Regions from separate parts of the Homo sapiens genome. Here region 2 is linked to region 1. The links are chromatin loops, found by intact Hi-C in ENCODE. Cell type or tissue: sigmoid colon. All regions are shown on one strand.

Region 1 (2,500 bases):
ACAGAAAGGAAAACAGAGCAGGGAGATCCAAGGTCCCCAGAGACATGGTGTTCTTCCCATGTTGGGTGACCATCAGTGTACCCCAAAGGTTCCAAACCCCGAAGGCACTGATAGACCTGGGGGGATGAGGAGGTATGAACTGGAAGAGCTTGGGAAAATAAGAGGCAAGTGCATGAAAAGCTCAATATGTGATTTTTAAAGAGACAAGAAGGCAATAGGAAGTTATCACGAGAGAACACAGACTGCAAAGAGACTTAAAATAACAGCTATATTTCAGGGCTCTGGCAGATTGCTCAAGGCAAACAGAATCCAGTAAGGCTTTCTGTAGCGGGCAAGACTTGAAGGAGGTCTCTGAGGAGGCGGGAGACCATGCTAATGTATCTCCAGATCCACTGCAGGGACCCCTCACTGCTCACCCCAGCCCTGTCTCTACCATCTCTTTACTGCACAGTAGCCAGACATCTCTCTGCATTGCATCCGATCGACATCCGATGGCTTTCTGTATCGCTCAATTAAAACCTGGAATCCTGACCTCTCCTGCAAGGCCCCGCCCCACTCCCTGACCTCACTCCAGCACCTGCTCCCTCCCTACTTGGTTCTGGCCACATTGACCAGCTCCCTGCAGGCTCAGAGGCTGCTCCTGCCTCCGGACATTTGCATCGTGGGCCCCTCCGCCAGGCGTGCCATGGCCTCCACCTGTCCTCTCCCTGGCTCCATCTCACCACTGGCCAAATGTCTCCATGTCAGAGGCTATTGCTGACTTGCCCACATAGAGCAGCACCCCCGCAGCCCCTCTCCTTTGACTGTTGTTCCTCTTGGCACTTGGGACACATGACACTTTTCCACCTGTGGTACCGATTGTCCCTAGAATGGTATCCCCACGAGGGCAGGGATGGGCTCATTCACTGCTGCGTTCCCAAGGGCCCAGCACTTAGCAGGTTCTCATGTAACGTGGTGCAGGTGAATATCCTCCATGCCAGACAACTCCCCTTTGAAACGCCTGGGCAGGCAGGTATCCTTGTCCGCTCCTAACACCAGCTTTCTTCTGTCTGGGAGGCGCATTTGAAGGTGAACCGCACTGGAAAAAACCCAGGCAGGAACGATACCTGCTGCTTTCCCCCAGGCAGGACCAACCTGCTCCCAGCACCAGACTCAGCATGTGAGGCTATGTCACCCCCTAGTGGTCACTCTGTCACAAAGCCAGAAAAACCAGAGGTGGGCTCCGCCTGGCCAGCTGTTCTCAGGGCCAAGGGGACCCCGACCTACTCTCTCACCCAGACTTTTTCTACGAGTGAACTCAGATGTAAACAGACATTCAGAAAATAAAGGTGAAAAGGCATCTAATATTGAGGCCACATTGTCTTGAATGAGGGAGAGATTTAACATCGACATTCTTCCTTCTAGTACGGGCTCCAGGCTGAGCGGCTGTCCCAAGATGTGGACTGTGGTGGGGTAGCACCAAGTCATTCCTACAGAGTTTCTCTGTTCATTGCAGATTATGTGGGAATTTATCAAAGATTAGCCTTTTCTTTTTTTAAAAAAGGAAGCTGAGATGGGAGGCAGGCCAGAGAGAACCTAGGAGAAGTGAATATACAGCAGGCAGAGCCCAGACCTGAGCAGCTGGGTCTCCCAGAAGCCTGTCTCCATCAGCCTGCTTTGCTTCCTTACTTCTTTGAGAGAGAGCTGGGTGTTTGTTTATTGTTTTTGAAACAGAGTCTTGCTCTGTTCCCAGGCTAGAGTGCAATGGCAGGATCTCGGCTCACTGCAACCTCTGCTGCCCAAGTTCAAGTGATTCTCCTGTCTCAGCCTCCTGAGTAGCTGGGATTACAGGCACCCACCATGCCCGGCTAATTTTTGTATTTTTAGTAGAGACGGGGCTTCACCATGTTGGCCAGGCTGGTCTCGAACTCATTATCTCAGGTGATCCGCCCACCTCGGCCTGGCCTCCCAAAGTGCTGGGATTACAGGCATGAGCCACTGCACCCAGCTGAGAGAGTTTTTTAAAAGCTGGGGACTGCCCTACAGCATGAGGCTTTTGCTAATGTGCACTTAGCATTTCCTCTGCCCCAGACCTCTGAGTGGCTCTCTCTCTGGCTCCAGTGTGGTCTCCTTACCAGAGAAGACTTCCCTCGCCATTCCATCCAAAGCAGCACCCACCCCACTACCCACTCTCTCGCTCTGCTTTCCTTTCCTTGACAACGTGGGGGCAGTTAAAGTCTATCTGTGCTCCCGTGCCCCATCCCTCCTCCAGCCCTCTGTCTGGAAGATTCCAGGCTAGCTCTGCCAGCTTGGCCATGATTGCCTTCAGCCAAACAGCGCACCTTGTCCATAGCTCCCCTGGGGCAAGGAGATGTGTCAGGATAAAGTTAGGATGGCTTCGTGGCATGAACAGAAAAAAATAACTGAAAGGAGGCTAAGCCACAAGGATGCTTATCACCTACAATAACGAACAGTTAGTAGGTAGGCAGTTGCAAAGCAGGTCAGCTTAGCGAAACTGCCT
Region 2 (2,500 bases), 54 kb before region 1:
GACTGCTGATGGGCATCTGGGCGGCGTCTACTCTGGGGCTATTATAAATGATGCTGTATGAACATTCTATACATATGTTCCCCAGAATTGCTGCTTGCTTTTAGTTAATGTATTTATTCAGCACAGAAGACATTATAGAGAGATGAGGAAAGGGGAGGGGCCCAAGTCTGAGCATTTGTGGAACACCTACAATGTGCTGGGCCTGCGTATCTACTGCAATCCACGCGGCACCTACCGGGTGGGGATTTACAACTCTCTGCCTCCCGGGGCGCCACGGCTTGGAGAAAGAGAGTGAGTATTGCCAAGGGAGGCACAGGGAGAGCGAGGCTGCTCAGCGGTGCGGCAGGTTTTGAACCCAAGTGTAACCACTACAAAGCCTATGATTTAGTGGACAGACCACGTCCCCAAAATGTTAGCGCTTAAAAGTCCTGCCCCTGCTAGCCTCAGCAACGGGAATAAAACAGCCATGAACGAAATGAGGTTTCTTTGGTGTGTCAGATACTATCTTCTATAGGAGACACCACTGAAATTACCAGCCAAATGCTGAACACATTTTTGACGATTAGCAAGTTAATGAGAATTTTTCAACCTTCTGATAAAACGTAAATGCAATTGAGTTATACTTCCAGCTGCTCTGAACAGAGGCCTGGTGTCTGAAACGTACAGGATAAAATGTTCAGGTTATCAAGCTGCTCTGGAAACCCCTCTGGTCTCAGAGTTGGCTGAGAATATCAGGCTCCCTTTTCATTCCTACTGATAAGCCCACTTCCTCTCGAGCAACACCAAGGAAACAAGGGATTATGGTGTTTTTTCTCTTTTCTCAATCGGGTTGTAAAACACACACACAGATGTACATGGATTGGAAATTAATCCAGCCGGGAAAGTTGGCTGGCAAGCACTCGGTCCCAAGCAGGATCACCCCGGTATGCCGAACACGCAGCCGGCATCTGGCTGCAAGCATCTGTCTATCACACACAGCTGGGCGAGGGGACAGCCGACTGTCTGTGACAGACACTCCTTAGGGAGACAGATAGGGGGAGGGCTACGTCTTTTCAGAGAGAAAGAGACGTGAGAGGTAAGCACAGTTTTCCCAAAGGCCCATAAAGAAAGCAATTCTATTTGTCCAGGATCAGCTCACTAAGGTCCTCCTAGAGCAGGGTGTTCGATTGGAGGGTGCTCTGCTCTTCAAATTAATTTCAGTCTCCCTGCTTAACTCTCCAGGCTCTGGGGTCCCCTCCTAGAGCAAGAGTGTTGACTCCTCCTTACACTGCCCTCTGCAGGTTGGTGGCACTTCCTTGTAGAAATCTCATAAGTGGCCCTTCTTAGCCGATCTCATCTCACCCGCTGCGTTTTATTTGACATTCCTACACATGTTTTATGATTTCACATCCCCCCGCCCCCCATCTGTGCACCTGCAACTCCCAAGTTCACTGTTGTTGAGGGTAGAACTTCAAGCCAGGAGCCTGGGTCTCTTGAGTCTTGCTCATCAGGGTTAAGATGAAACGACAGGTATGTGAAACCATGTTGTACCCTGCAAAGCATGTTGAAAATGCTTCCCGGAGTAAAAGGTTAGGTAACACAACTTCAGTGTGACTCAGCACAGCAGATATGCAGCACAGAGAAGACCCTGGGACATGCCCAAGGCCACACAGCTGGCTGGTGTCAGTCAGAGCTCCAGCCAAGCCTTGAAGTCTGGCTCTGGAGACCAAGCTCCTGACTGCTGTCTCCTCCTGCCTCTTTGCCCTGTAGCACCAAAGGAGAAATTAATCTTTCCTCCTAGGTGGTAATGACTAGTTGCAATCAAGGCTGCAGAGAGACCCACTCATAGCCCAGGACTGGGAGGTCAGGCTCCTGCCTCGCCCTGCCTTTAACAAGTCAAATTCTCCAAGACATCCAACTCATCTCCCAGACTGTGAAACTAGGGTCCCAAAAGGGTCAGGACTATCTCCCCACCTGGGACAGTGCCTTGCTGTAAAGATTAAGTCCCAGGAAGACACCGAGATCTCCCACCACGAGGCTTCTTGCAGAAAGCCAGAGTACGAGCAACCAGCACCCTGACCTGCCTCCTGCTTTGAGCAGGTGTGCACTGGAAATGCAAATGATGGTTTTTATAGAATTTCAAGCTGAAATCTTCTGACTTTCTTCCAAGGAATGTATTCAAAGGAAAGATGCAAACCCATTTTGGCTGTCTCCCAGACTAGGCGTTAGCTGTGGCAGTAACAGCAGCTTCAGCAAACGCTCAACACAGCCTGAGTCTAGAATACGTTCCGGCAATGGCTTCTGCTTCTCCAACCTGAGCCGGAGGCCACGGTGGTTCCCCATGCATCTCAGCCCAATTGGAGCCACCTGGCCTGGCCAGGGACTAGATGGAGTAGGGCACTCAAATACACCCTCCAGAGGCGTCTACCATGAGGGAAGAGGGTGCCTCTGGCCCAACCCAACGTCAGCCTCAAATGTTCGGACCTGCCTGCAGTCATGCAGAGGAGGCCTTCCCCCTCGG

What was found. Peaks named below come from ENCODE experiments on the same cell type or tissue, not always from the same donor. Only the 100,000 strongest peaks of a DNase experiment are listed, where the experiment ranks them.
Region 2: it touches region 1 in a loop (2.1-fold over the local background); 14 of 110 quality-filtered maps call a loop at or near these places.

What each region holds. Positions count from the first base shown.
Region 1 is chr7:151,758,550-151,761,049 of GRCh38, forward strand. All of the region lies in intron 3 of PRKAG2 (protein kinase AMP-activated non-catalytic subunit gamma 2), which reads right to left. Among named protein-coding and RNA genes, the nearest start is that of PRKAG2-AS2, 47 kb to the right of the region's middle. RefSeq lists an enhancer at 1-1,470. In sigmoid colon, CTCF peaks have their summits at 1,195 (motif pointing left) and 1,397; a DNase peak (open chromatin) is centred at 1,162.
Region 2 is chr7:151,704,521-151,707,020 of GRCh38, forward strand. The region is part of intron 3 of PRKAG2 (protein kinase AMP-activated non-catalytic subunit gamma 2); the gene reads right to left. Among named protein-coding and RNA genes, the nearest start is that of PRKAG2-AS2, 100 kb to the right of the region's middle. RefSeq lists a silencer at 52-243. In sigmoid colon, a CTCF peak has its summit at 1,278 (motif pointing left); a DNase peak (open chromatin) is centred at 1,637; H3K4me3 peaks cover 612 bases; H3K27ac peaks cover 275 bases.